Linked DNA regions of Homo sapiens: region 2 is linked to region 1. A link is a loop called in an ENCODE intact Hi-C map of the cell type or tissue named here. Cell type or tissue: HCT116. All regions are shown on one strand. Links, peaks and the distances in the headings refer to the core of each region. The heading gives the core; the rest is flanking DNA.

What was found. A loop is a pair of places that touch in the nucleus more often than their neighbours do. Peaks named below come from ENCODE experiments on the same cell type or tissue, not always from the same donor. Only the 100,000 strongest peaks of a DNase experiment are listed, where the experiment ranks them.
Region 2: a loop joins it to region 1, with 2.5 times the contacts of the local background. A loop is called at or near these places in 4 of 110 quality-filtered maps.

Annotation. Positions count from the first base shown.
Region 1 is chr12:11,483,711-11,491,200 of GRCh38, reverse strand. It overlaps LOC440084 (a long non-coding RNA gene), which reads left to right and starts at 4,523. Exons shown (of 5, transcript NR_148969.1): 1 at 4,523-4,637; 2 at 5,050-5,152. In HCT116, for the core only: a CTCF peak has its summit at 4,431 (motif pointing right); a DNase peak (open chromatin) is centred at 4,440.
Region 2 is chr12:10,863,057-10,870,546 of GRCh38, reverse strand. The region is part of intron 7 of PRH1-PRR4 (PRH1-PRR4 readthrough); the gene reads left to right. Among named protein-coding and RNA genes, the nearest start is that of PRR4, 17 kb to the right of the region's middle. In HCT116, for the core only: CTCF peaks have their summits at 2,805 and 3,008; no DNase peak of the experiment used is centred there.

The sequences.
Region 1 (7,490 bases), core at 2,985-5,484:
GTAACAACAAAGATCAAATGGACTGACTCTCTATTCTGTTGCATTGATCTATATGTCTCTCTTTATGTCAATATTATATTAACTTGATTACTATAGCTTTATTTTATTTAAAAACACAGAATTTAATATCTTCTTTAATTCACTAAATAGGATACAAAAAGCATGAACCACAAAAAAATGAGAAATTGGACTTCACCAAAATTTAAAACTTCTATTTTTTCCACACGCACTTTCTGCTTATCTAAAAAACTTGTTTTTTGAACAACACTATTAAGAAAATAAAAGCTGGGTGCAGTGGCATGCCCCTGTAGTAGTCCCAGCTACTTGAGATGCTGAGGTGGAAGGATTGCTTGAGCCCAGGAGTTTGATGATTGTAGTGTACAATGATTGCATGCCTCTGAGTAGTCACTGCACTCTAGCCTGGGCAGCATACATCTCTAAAATAGTAAGTAAGCAAATAAAATAAATTTTTTAAAATGAGAAGATAAGCCACAGACTGGGAGAAAATGTTTATGACACTTGCTAACAAAGGGCTAGTATCCAGAATATATAAAGCACTCTTACTACTTAATAATAAGACAAATAATTCAGAAAAAAAGTGGTGAAAAGATTTGAACAGACACCTAAATAAGGGTGGTGTATAAGTGCATGAAAAAATACTCAACATTATTATTCACTGAGGAAATGAAACTTAAATCCACAGTGAGATACCATAAAACACTCATGAGAATGACTAAAGTTAAAAAGACAGACAATACCAAGTGATGGTGAGAAGGTGAAGGAAATGGATCTCTCATGGATTTCTGGTAAGAATTCAAAATAGTAGCACCGTTTTGGAAAACGGTTTGTTAGTTACCTAAAAAGTTAAATATAAAGTGCCCATACGACCCATCAGTTCCACTCCCAAGAGGAATGAAAATATATGTCTACACTAAGGCCTGTATGTAAATGTTTATAGTTGATTCATCCATAAGAGCCACAAACTGGGAACAACCCAAATGTCCATCACCTGATGAAAGGAAAAACAAATTTTGGCATACCCACATGGTGGCATATTACTCAACAACAAAAGGAACAGACTGTAGATCCCCATGCCAGCATGGATAAATCTCAAGAGCATTTCATTAAATGAAAGAAATCAGACATGAAAGACTACATAGTATATGACTTCACTCGTGTAATATTCTGAAAAAAGTAAAACTGTAAACATAGAAATCAGAGAACAGGAGACAGGAGTTGGGAGTCAGAGGTGGGGATTAAAGACAGGGGAACCCTTTGGGGTGTGAAACATTTCCTATATGTTGATGGTGATGGTGCGTAAATGACTATATACAATTGTCAAAATTCATCAAGGTGTACACTTCAAAAAGATAAAGTTACTGTCCTCCCACTGCTGAATTTGACTGGCTTAAAAAACATAAATGTTACTGTATATAAATTATAACTCAAAAGTGATGAATAAAGGGGAAGAGAGCACAGAAGTTCTGTATTCTCCCAGAACTTTAGCAGGTAACTTGACTGTCCCAGTAATATTCTGAATAATTTTTAGCCATATGAAAAATAATTAGCAGGTACTTTGACTGTCCCAGTAATTATTCTTCATATTATTAAAAATTATTCATGTCTGTCCATAGTGCTTCACTAAGGTCAAGCTGTAACTTTACATGCTGAAAAAAGAAAAACAAGGAGAAAAAAATGAGACGATCTAAGGATGGATACTGGGATTAAAAAATAAAAACAGTTTATTTTATTTTCACAGAAAAAGACTGACCTGTTGAGCAAACTTCTTGATGGTGAAGGGCATGAGGATCCCATCTATTATTGACTAAACATTTATGAAGCAAAATTGTTCTACTTTGTTGTAATGACCACTGTATCTATGTTTTTCAGGTTCTACAGAGAGTACTACTAGATGGAAGTAGCTGTAATAAACCAGAGATTGTAAAGCAGTAAATTCTACAGGATAGCCTTTATTTGTAGCCTTCAACCCTTCTTCAGAGCTCCCTCTTCCTCTCCTTTCAGATAGAAAAATGATTTGGAAAAAAAACTACCCAAGATATTTGAAGTTTAATGGGTTAGTCCTCTGTGGGAATGAGCCTCCAGTGAAAGATGCTTAACACAAAGAAATTTCCTGTTAATAATGGTTTGTCACTTCAGTGGGGAAGGAATGGCCCAAAGCAGCCTCCTTTTTGACTCCTTGAATTGTATCATGTCAGTGATAATTTCCACTGCTGAGGTACTCATTCTAGGCAGCATCTAAAGAAAATTTTGTATTTCTTTCTGGTGAGTATCTTTTTCAATGTTTTAGCTTACAAAAGATGAGTTAAAAGGCAGGGATACACTGGAAGGTGGCTCACCTAGCTGTTATCACTGGCACTATGCTCTGATAGCTTTCCTTGTAGCTCTGGGGTTGGTTAACAGGTTTGGTTAACTCTGATTGTATGCTCACAAATTAATTTAATCCTCCATCCTCAGTCCTGTTTTAGTCTCAAGCTTCATGTTCTTCCCTGGTGAAGTAATCATCTTCCACACCTTCAGCTACCACCAGTATGCTGACAATTACCAAATCCATCTGTCTTGTGTCAAAAACGATATATTTGGCCACCTACTGGGCATCTCCAGTGGAATGGTAGGTAGACCTTTCTGAAACATGTATGCTTCCCATTATATTTCTTATTTGGGGATGGCACAAAGATCTATTCCGTCACCAAGGTCAGAAAATTGAGATTCAACTTTCTCTCCTTTTCTCTTATCACCTATATAAAATCAGGCTCCAAATCCTGAAGAATCTAAGTTCTTCATATTATTTCAAAACATTTGCTCCCATCCTCCTGTTCCCTGCCTTATTTCTGATCCCTCTGATCTCTTACACAGAGTCTACCACCTGTACTGGACGTTTATCTTTTATTTTTTGACCATTCCAGAATCTAGCCTCTTACTTCCTATTTTGGGGATCCTCTAGTTGTTCCTCCAATACCCATTTCCCTTCTTCCTAGTAGTAGGATTTTAATTGCCCACATGGCCACACAGGATCCTGACTTTGTTAGTTTTTCTTGTAGCTAGGTGTGGCTATGTCATGAAGTTCTGGACAATGGCATGTGACTAGAAGAGAGATATGCCACATCCAGGTTGTGCTCTTAAAAGAAAGGAACATGCCATCTTATTTTTCCCCCTTGCTCCTGCTAGCTGGAATGGAAAAGTGATGGTGGGAATCGGAGGAGCCATCTTGGGCTGTGCAACGGAACCCGTGAAGTATTGCAGAGTGAAAAGGCAGAGGCAGGCTGGGCCAGCAATAGCTTCACAAAGAGCTGCCAAACCAACTTGGGCCTTCGTAGGAGGAAGAAATACACTTCGGTTTGCGTCATTGTTAATTTTGGTCTTTGTTACTGTGGCCAGACAGATACCCTAACTAATGCTCATTTTATGAAGTCATAGCAGCTCATTATTCCTTACTCTGCTACCTGGCTACCAAGGCAAGGGCAAATGGCCTAAAGCTGCCAAGCTGGGATCCCACTGGGGTGATTAGGACTAATTCAGGGCAGTGGTGGCAGCGATGACCTATTGCAGCAGAAGCCTGTCAGATTCATGAGACGGCTGCTGTGCGTACTCCAAACTAGCTATGCTCCTGCCCATTTCCTAGTCTGATCTTCCAGCATCTTGATAACTTGGCGCATTTTTGATACATCTCCAATAAATTTCTCTTTTTATTTAAGTGAGCAGAATAGGTTTATATGACTTGTAACAAAAAAGACTCCAAACTGATGTACCAAATTTCGATTTCACTTTCTTCCAATCTATTCTCTATGCTTCTGCTGAAGTGGTGTTTGTAAACTGATTTAATCCTGTATTTTCCCTGCTTAATACTCATCAGTGATTCCCCAGTCATTGCCTCCAGGATAACCTCCTTAGTCAGGCATATGAAGCCTTCCATGATCTGGCCTCCTATGTCTCTCTTGGGACCTGTTGCTACACCTCGTGGTTCAGCCACGCTAAATCACCCAGCTAGCACAATATCTTCACATTGCCTGTATTTCTGCCTGGAATTCCTAACTCCTCCTTCTCATATCTACTTGTCAATTCTTATTCAAGAGACACCTTAGGGTTCCTTACCTCTGTAAAGCTTCCCTAACTGCCCCCACACTGGTCATCCGTAGTAGATAGACAACTCTGTCCTTTGGGCTGTACACTGTATCCTGTCCTTAATCATCTTTCTACCACCTCACCAGGACCTCACCTGCCTTCATGTCCGCCTCCACAATATTGCGCTACATTTCTACTTATAGCACCTGTTTTTTTTTGAATGATTGGTGCTTAGTATAGTAGACCTGTATTAAATAAAAGAAAAACATTTGAAAAGTTTAAAAATAAACCGATAGGTGGCAGCAGAGCCCTGCTGTTAAAAGTAACTTTTGCAGTTCTAAACGTTTTTAACCCTCATGAGCCAGCAGGTGGTGCTGTCTGACACCAAAGCGCCACGTCACAACGGATGCGCAATCACTATTTTATGTGAGTGCAGATTTGTATTAAAACCGGAAAGCATGGACACCCAGACAGCTTACTGTCAATGACTGTACTATTCACTGTCTTCAACAAAAGTCAGCTATTCCAGGAAACTCTCGTCCAGAAAGATAAAAATTGCAAGTAACTGTTTTTTGTTTCAGGAAATTCCCCAGAAAACAACCCTTGAGAAAACCAGACTGTTCAACTTTCCCGCTGATAGCGCTGAACAACCTTTTACTCCTCAGGACTCTTCAAAATCCATGGCATTTACTGATCCTTAATTACCACATCACGATCTTTACCAAATTCTGATCAACCTCATGCCCCCACCTTGAAAGACCCACCTTCAATGTTATAAATATCCCAACTTTGGCACCTGGCTTTGAGACACTACTAAGAATCTAGATAGTGTGAACCCAAAATATCTGAGACAGGTCTCAGTCAACTTAGAAAGTTTTTTTTTTTGCCAAGGTTAAGGACGTGCCTCAGGAGGTCCTGACAGCATGTGTCCAAGGTGGTTGGGGTACAGCTTGCTTTTATAAATTTTAGGAGAATGAGACATCAATCAATATGCGGAAGATTTACATGGTTCGGTCTGGAAGGGTGGGACAATTCGAAGGGTGAGGAGAGAAGAGGAGCTTCCGGGTCATAGGTAGGTTTAAACATATTCTGATTGGGAATTGGTTGAAAGAGTTACGAAAGGAATGTCTGGGTTACCAGGAGGGGTTGTAGAGACCACGGTTTTATCATGAAGATGAAGCCTCCAGGTAGCAGGCTTTAAAGAAAAATAGATTGTAAGTATTTCTTATCAGACTTAAGGTCTGTGTTAATGTTAATGAGGCATGTCCAACCCTCACTTCCCGTCACGGCCTGAGCCAGTCTTTCAGGTTAAATTTTACATGCCCTGGCCAAAGAGTTAGTCCATTCAGATCGTTGCCAGGGGCCTTCAAATTCTATTTTTGGTTTACCGCAGGGGTCTCCTACCCCTGCAATAACTTTACCTAAAGGTATCCTGTTAGGAACCAGGCTGCATAGCGGGAGGTGGGAAGCAGGCAAGTGAGCATTACTGACTGAACTCCGCCTCCTGTCAGATCAGCAGCAGCTTTAGATTCTCATAGCAGTGCGAACCCTATTGTGAACTGTGCATGTGAGGGATCTAGGTTGTGTGCTCCTTATGAGAATCTAATGTCTGATGATCTGAAGTGGAACAGTTTCATCCCCAAACTATCCCCACCTGACCACCCCATCCGGAGAAAAATTGTCCCATGGAAGCTGTCCCTGGTGCCAAAAAAGGTTGGGGACCAGCAGTTCACAGTAGCCATCTCCCTATGGCGGTGAGCAATAAACTCAACTTTGCCTTATGAAAAGGTTCTTTCACTGGTGTTTGAGAGAAGCCGGCATTTGACAATATATGTCAACCTAAACAAACAAAAGTATTTTAGGGCTTTGCTACTCAGAGTGTGGGGTTGGTTTAAAATGCAGGGTCTCAGGCCCCACCTCAGTCCCGTAGAATCAGAATCCGCATTTTCACAAGATGCCCAGGTGACTGTGTGCACATTGCAGGCTGTGGTCTTGGGCATTATTCTTCTAAAGAATGAGTGCAGGCTGGGCGCGGCGGCTCTTGCCTGTAATCCCAGCACTTTGGGAGGCCGAGGTGGGTGAATCACAAGGTCAGGAGTTCGAGACCAGCCTGGTCAACATTTTTAATAGAAACCCCTTTTCTATTAAAAATACAAAAAATTAGCTTGGCGTAGTGGTGAGCGCCTGTAATCCAGCTACTCGGGAGGCTGAGTTACGAGAATCGCTTGAACCTGAGAGGTGGAGGTTGCAGTGAGCCGAGATCACGCCACTGCACTCCAGCCTGGGTGACAGAGCGAGACTCTGTCTAAAAAAAAAAAAAAAAGAATGAGTGCAGATGAAAGTTTAAACTTTAAAGAACAGTGGTTTTGTTCTTTTGTTTTTAGTCGGTTTATCACCAACAGAATAGGAGAAAGATTTGGATTAAAATTTCTGCTTTGTTTAAAAATTCTTCAGTTTTGTGACCTGCCTTAAGAGGATGAGTGGGTTTTTCAGGTATATGGGGAAACATTTATCTGCTGAATTCTTTTAGATCATTAAAAACAAAACAAACACAAACCTGCCGGTTTTTCCTAGGAGGCACCTGTGAGGACGTGGGCTTGTATTTCCTAGATACATTTTAAATCCACAAGCATAGTATATTCAGTAATATCTAGAAAGCTGGTTGATATAAAGGTTTTCTAAATATATATATTTTAAATTTGGATCTGTTATTTATACCACACTTTCTTATGTGTTATATTTGTACCTTTTTTCAGTGGTGAGTCCCATTTGTCTTAATGATTTCTGCTGATATACCAAACAGATGTGATGAAAAGAATAAGTATTTGCCTTCAGAAGGCATGGATTAAAATCCCAGCTCTAGGCTAGGAGTGGTGGCTTATGCCTGTAAGCCCAGTGCTTTGGAAAGCTGAGGTGGGTGAATGGCTTGAGCCCAAGAACATGGTGAAACCTCATCTCTACAAAAAACACAAAAATTAGCTGGGTGTGGTGGTGGGTACCTGTAGTCCCAGCTACACAGAAAGCTGAGCGGGGAGGGTCGCATGAGTTGCAGTGAGCCAAGATCACACCACTGTATTCCAGCCTGGGTGACAGAGCAAGGCCGTGTCTAGCAACAGGCAACAACAACAACAGGGAAAATCCCAGCTCTGCTTCTGTCCGGCTATGTAACGTGGGCCTATCCCCTTAACCTCTCTGAGCCTCAGTTTTCTCATCCTAAGTGGGGAAAATATTATCTATATAAAAGAACTGATTGGGGGATTAAAAGAGAGTCTGTAATAAAACATCTGTAAACCACATTTGTTTTGTAGTCATTTCTCCTAAACCCTCATGCTGCCATAGCACGTATTACCAAGCAGCACAACGGAGGATATTAATGAATGAAATAATGCATCACCTATTAAGTCACTTTA
Region 2 (7,490 bases), core at 1,664-4,163, 620 kb after region 1:
TTCTTAAATAATAACCTTCTTTTTCTCTCATTACTGTTTTTGACATAGAGTCTATTTTATCTGATGTTAATATACCTATTTCGACTTGTTTTTGTTTCTGTTTACATGGGATATTTTCTTCTATCCCTTCATTTTCAGTCTATATGTGTCTTATTAGGTGAAGTCAGTTTCTTGTAAGCAGCATATAGTTAGGATATTTTTTAAAAATTCACTCAGCCAGTCTATGTCTTTCAAGTGGAGAATTTAATCAATTTTCAATCAAGATTATTATTCATATGTGAGAAATTACTTCATTTTGTTATTTGTTTTTGTTTGTTTTACATATACTTTGTTTCTTTTTCTCTCACTTTTTATTATTGTGGTTTAGTATTTTTCTATAATAGTAAAATTTAAATCATTTCAAGTCTTCATTTGTCTGCTGTACTAGGGAGTATTTTAAATTTTTTGTGTTTTCATGACGGTAGATATTGTACTTTTGCTTTCAGGAGCAGAATTCCCTTAAGCATATCTTGTGGGGCAGTCATTGTGGTGATGAATTCTCTGTTTTTGCTTTTCAGGGAAAAACTTTATTGTTACTTCATTTTGAAGTTCGCCTGTGCTGAAGATAGTGCTCTTGGCTGGCAGATTTTTTTTCTTTGAACACTTTAAATATATGATTTTATCTCTCTTTCACAGTTTATACAGTGAAAATCACTGTTAATCTGATGAGGGTTCCATTATCATGACTCGATGCTTTTATCTTACTGTTTTTAGAATTAACGACTTTTGGCTTTTGACAGTTTGACCACTGTATGCCTTGGAGAAGGACTTCTGGGGTTGTGTCAATTTGAGTATCATTGAGGTCCTCTATTTGAATGTCTAAATCTCTTGCTAGACTTGACTTGACAAATTTTCAGCTATTATTTTTTTTTCTTTTTTTATTTTATTTTATTATTATTATACTTTAAGTTTTAGGGTACATGTGCTTAGTTTAAAATTTTTGTCATGCCTCTGCCCATCTCTTCTTCTTGAGTATTCTGGAATACTCAGAATCAAACCTTTGGTAACTACATGGTATGTTATATTGAATACTGGCTTTATTTAGATGATTTATTATATTTTCTATCTGGTTTATTTCAGAAATCTAGTCCTCAAGTGGTGAATTTTTTTCTTCTGCCTTACCTAGTCTATCGTTGAAGCTTTTGAAAATATTTTTTTTTTTTTACTTTATTCATTGAATTCTTTACTACCAAGATATCTGTTTGGTCTTTCTCATGACATCTAGGTATCTGGTGAATTTCTTATTCATATTCTGATTTTTTTCAGATTTTTGTATTGATTATCTTTGCTCTATTATATTTAACTAAGCTTCTATGATATCATATTTATGAATTTTTTAGAAGTTCATAGATTTTATTTTTGTTGCAATCTCCTGCTGAAGAATAATTGTGGTCCTGTAGGGGTGTCATGTTTTCTAGCATCTTCATGTTTATTGAGTCCCTATATTAGTATATGCACGTCTGGAGTAACAGCCTCTTCTTGATTGGCTTTCATAGGGGAACACTATTTTTTCTATAGATATATCTGTAGTGTTGGTTGCATACAGCACTTTAGCTTTGATTCTGGGTGTATACACTAGCATAATATCTGTATGGTTTCTTTGTCTCTAGTCGGGATCAGTGGTCTGTGATTTCCTCAGTTGCTAAGACTGAGGTTGTTAGTAAAAGTTTTTGTGAGGTTTTGATGGGAACAGGGGTACTAGATGGGCCAGTCTGCAACACATGTTAGTGGCAGCAGTGGAATGAGCATGCCGGTCTTTGAGCCTCCAGACAACAAACATTGACACCAATATCCACAGTTTCAGTTGGGTAAATTATTGTACCTCCAGGGAGTTTCCTGTGGTGCTGGAAGTTGCAGTGGTGGGCCTGGTGAGTGAGTGGTTCTTGAGACTTTGTGCAATGTGCCTGGCATGGGTGATAGCAATAGCAGTAGCAAGACAACCCTCAGGCTTCCAGGTTGAATGTGCTGGTGGTAATGGTGATGGCAATGGCCTATGTAGGCCAGTCCTAAGAATCCAAGGTGTCACATGCAGGTACGTACTGGCAATGGTCTTGGCACAGGCTGTGTAGGTTTGTCCTCAGACCCATCAGAGAAGTACATGGGTGCCAGCAGTGCTGGATGGAATGGGATGAACCCAGACCAGCTCCAAAGTGTCGGCAGTGATTATTATTCTTGCAGGTCAGGAAGAGGGAGGAATTTTCTGAAGGGTCAGTGTGGTTTCAGAGATAGCATATGGTTGTCTCAACAAAATAGCTACCCACTAGTTCCAAAGTGTTGCTGTAGAGGCAAGCTGACTTACTACCCCAACAAACAGAATACCAAAAACAAATATAGAGCTTTGAGATCTATGTCAGGAAAAATACATAGCTCAAGTATGAAAATGAGATGGTTCTCAGGGCCAAAGAGAAGTGGAAAATCATCAAGAAGACAGTAGGAGATGGGACTTCCACCTCCATGATGTCCCTCCTTCCTATTCTTCCTGGCACCACACATGCAGAGAATCTCCCCCAATTCATGGATTTTAGAGTGAATAAAGTGAAATTGATGTTCTCAAACAGATTATTTACCACCTTGGATTCCCTGGCAAGAAACTTGTTCTTCCTTAGCCCATGAGATGCATTATGACTCCCTTAGGGAAGATGAATATTCTCTGTCCTCAGGGAGGAATATTCCTGAAGAGAGCAAGAGACAAAATAGGGAGGAGGGAAGATCATCTCCAGTTCTGGACACTGTTCATAACTTGGCCAAAGGAGAAGCCAAATCAGGGTAGATGTTCAATAGCACCATGCTTTAGGAGGTACATTCCTTAGGTCACCAGACCATAACCCCTAGCCAAGTTTCTCATACTTCCAGGGTAATTCCTTTGGGACATTTCCCATTTCGGACAGTTAATACTCCAACCGTTTACTAAAGACAAGGTAAAAGTGAGGTTGAGACACCACCTAGAGTCAAAAGGGAGGCAACAGCCCAGCAGTGAGGATTTGCCAAGCAAATAGACTCAATAACAACAAACACAACCCAGACCTGAAAAACTGGAATTAATTAATAACCCTTCTATGGAAAGACATAGAAGTATACCCACAGGAAACAACAGCAAGCAAAGAGCCATGGCCTTCCCAAAAGGACAAAGGTACCAAACTAGTTACTGACCCCAATGACATGACAGTTGGTTAGCTCTCTGATCAAGAATTCAAAATAACAATTTTAAGGAAATCAGATATCTGCAAGATAGCATAGGAAAGCAATTTATTGATTTATCAGAGAATTTTAACAGAGATTGAAATAATTTTGAAAAATCAAACAGAAATCTGGGGACTGGTAACTAGATTTGCTGAACTGAAAACTCATTAGAGGCTCTCCATACTTTCCCACCTCTCAGCTTGCAGGATCAGTCAGGGTTGGTGCAGGGAAACACATGATTCTTCTGTCTCTTGGCCAGGTCAGTGCTGGGCCTCATCTCAGCTCCTGCCCACTGCTCCAGCAGACAGCCCTGCCACTCCGTATTTTCCCACCTCTCAGCTTGCAGGATCAGTCAGTGTTGGTGCAGGGAAACACATGATTCTTCTGTCTCTAGGCCAGGTTAGAAGGGCAGTCTCCAAGGGACAGGCTTCAGGACTTGGATGGAAACCTAACCTGAACCTAGGGTCGATTTTACTTTATAATGTATGGTTATTCAGAGATAGAGTATGTGAGCCTCCATTTGTCTTCCTGCACTGGGGCCTGAAAATGTTAAATCTGGTCTTTTAGATAATCAATGGCTTTTTTCATTATGGAGAGAATTATCCATAAGTTCTGGGTAATGTATGGCAGTATTTAATTGATAATGTCTTTCCCAATATATACTCTGTTTTCTTTTTCTAAAATTCATGTTGGGTGAATTTTTTAATTGTCTTCACATTATGGACCATATCTTTGCCTTTTTGCCCTACCTCATAGGGGATTTCCTTAACTTTACATTTTATTGAACTTATCAATTTAATTTACAATTGCTCATATTCTTTTGTGTTCTCTGGTCAATCTTCTATTTGATAGCATCCTTTTATGTTTTATGGTTATATCAGAATATATTAATTATAGTCTTGTAAACGTTTCTTCTGCTGTTTATCTTACCTCTTTTCCTTCAGAATTACACTTTGTTCTGATTCTTTGAGTCTCATTTGATGGAGAATTTCTTCAATTGTCTGGTCAACCTTTGATTCAATTCATACTTAAGAGTAGGCACTAAAACGATCAGAAAGCTCTATGCGTGTTGGAAAAGGTCTGGAGAATCATGCATTTCACAGTAGAGGGATTGGATGCCCAGGTAGCTATTTTGTTCAGATCTCCAGTTGCTGCCCCTGACACAGTGATGATCCTTCTGAAGAACCCTTCATTTTCCTGATCTGAGAATGTCATCTTCATTATTGGTGTTGGGAAGATTTAGGGTCTTATTTTAATAGAGAAAGCTGGGCTTTGCAAGTGGTTGTCCTGCTGTAAGTGGCAGAGTTAGAATGAAATCTACAGCTTCTCATTCCCAAGTCTGCACAACACTCCAAAGAAGTGACTGCCCCAACTTACAAATGCAGCCAACCTCAAGGTAAATTTGTACCACTTAGTTTTGTCACTTAAACTATTGCATATACATATTGCACAGTATAAATACATGCAATACTATCAAATTTTATATAAACTCATACATATCCTTTTGCAAAAGTCTAGTTTAAACATTACCAAATCAGGGATAGCTGTCTCCATACACAACTGAAACAAATTTGAGAGATGTAAGATTACCTGTTCTCTCTGCAGGAGGAAAATATAGGCCTCACAAAGATGTTTACATCTTAATTCCCAGAACCTGTGTTTTATGTTAAATTACATGGCGAAGGGCAATTAAGTTTGCTAATAATTTGGCCTAAAAATAGAGAGAGTTTCCTGGATCTAATATCAAGGTAAATGACAGGAAATGGCACATAGAGCTTTCTATCTTATAATGTGCTTTTGTATCTCAATGCCTTTTTCCCCTTTCAGAGCATACATTACTCAAAGACGGAAAATATGTGTGTGCTTTTTTTATTTCTGTGAAGTATGCTGATTGGTATTTTGTTTGGGATTGCATTAAATCTGAAGATCATTTTGATTAGTATGGCCACTTCCACAATATTAATTGTTCCAATCCATAAACATAGAGTATCTTTTCATTTATTTGCATCTTTTTCAATTTCTTTTATCAATGTTTCATAGTTTGCAGTATTAGAGATCTTTTATCTCCTTGGTTAAGTTTATTCCTAAGTATTTTATTCTTTTTTGGTTATTGTAAATGAAATTGTTTTCTGAATTATTTTTCATATAGTTCACCATTAGCATACAGAAATGCTACTAATTTTTGTACATTGATTTTCTATTCTGCAACTTTACCAGATTTATTCTAACAGTTTTTTGTTGAAGTCTTTAGAGTTTTCTATAAATAAGATCATGTCATCCGAAAAGATGAACAATTGACTTCCTTCTATTCAATTTCAATTTGTTTAGTTTCTATCTCTTGCCTAGTATATCTAGCTAATACTTTTAATACTATGTTGAATAGGAGTGATGAAAGTGAACATCCTTATCTTTATCCTAATCTTAGAGGAAATCTTTCACCTTTCCTTATTCTGCATGATGTTACTTGTGGGTTTGTCATATATGGCCTTTTTGTGTTGAGGTACATATCTTGTGTGTCTAATTTCTTGTGAGCTTTTCTTATGCAGGGATATTGAATTTTATAAAATACTTTCTCTGTGTCTATAGAGATGATCATATGGCCTTTGTCCTTCATTTTGTTAATAGGGTGCATCACATTTATTGATTTGTATATGTTGAATAAAACCCACTTGATCATAGTGAATGATCGTTTTCATGTGCTGCTGCGTTCACTTTGCTAAAATCTTGTTGAATTTTTGCATTGATATTCATCAGGGATGTTGGCTTGTGGCTTTTTTATTTGTTGTATCTTTGGTTTTGGAATCAGGGTAATGCTGGCTTTGTAAAATGCGTTTGGAAGTATTACTTCCTCTGCAATATCTGGAATTGTTTCAGGATAATTAGTATCAATTCCTCTTTAAATGTCTGGTAGAATTCAGCAGTAAAGCTATCAATCCTGATTTTTAAAAATTGATACATAATGTTTGTACATATTTATGGGACACATGATATTTTGTTATAAGCATATAGAATGTATAATGATCAAGTTAGGGTATCTGTCATCTTGAGTATTTATCATTTCTATGTTTGGGGAACTGTTCAAGTCCTTTCTTCTAGCTATTTTGAAATATTGTTAAACATAGTCACCCTAATCTGTTATCAAATATTTGAATTTATTCCTTCTAACTGTATGTTTGAACCCATTAATGAACCTCTCTTCATACTTGTCCTCCTGCCTCACAAACACTGGTCCATCTCTTGTAGCCATTATTCTATTCTCTACCTCTGTGTGATCAACATAAGTGAGAACATGCACTGTTTGTTTTTCTGTGCCTGGCTTATTTCCCTTAACATAATGCCCTCCAGTTCCATCCATGTTGCTACAAATTACATGATTTTATTCTTTTTTTATGGCTGAATAGTATTACATTGTGTATATATACCACTGTTTTTTTTTAATCCATTTGTCCACTGACGGACACTTAGGTTGATTCCATATCTTTGCTATGGTGAATAGTGCTGCAGTCAACATTTGAATATAGGTATCCCTTTGATGTCCTCATTTCTGTTTCTTTGGATAAATAGCCAGAAGTGAAATTGCTGGATCATATGGTCATTCCATTTTTAGTTATTTTGAGAAATCTCCATATTGTTTCCATAGTGACTGTACTAATTTACATTCCCACCAACGGTATGTAAGAGTTTTTCCTTGAATCCTCACCAGCATCTGTTTTTTTTTTCTTTTTAATAATACCCATTCTAACTGGAGAAGGATGATATTGTGTTTTTAATTTGCATTTCCCTGATGATGAGTGATGTTGAGCATTTTTTATATACCTACTGGACATTCGTATACTTTTTTTTGAGACATGTCTAAAGTGCAGTTAAAATCCAATGTTTATTTCTTAATTTTCACTCTGGATTATGTGTCTAAGGCTGAGAATGGGGCATTGAAGTCCCTCACTATTATTCTGTTGGAATCTATCTCCCCCTTTATGTCTAATAATATTTGCCTTATATATCTGGGTGCTCCAGTGTTGTTTGAATATTTAGAATTGTATTATCCCTCTTGCTGAATTGATCCCTTTATCTTACATGATGACCTTTTTTGTGTCTTTTTGCTGTTTGCAAATTAAAAATTAAAATCTGTTTTATCTGATACAAGTATAGTACTTCTCACTTTTTGTTTCTATTTGCATAGAATATCATTTTTCATCCCTTCACTTTAAGTCCATGTGTCTTTACAGAGAAATTTACTTTATTATTGGCAGCATATACTTGTGTCACGCTTT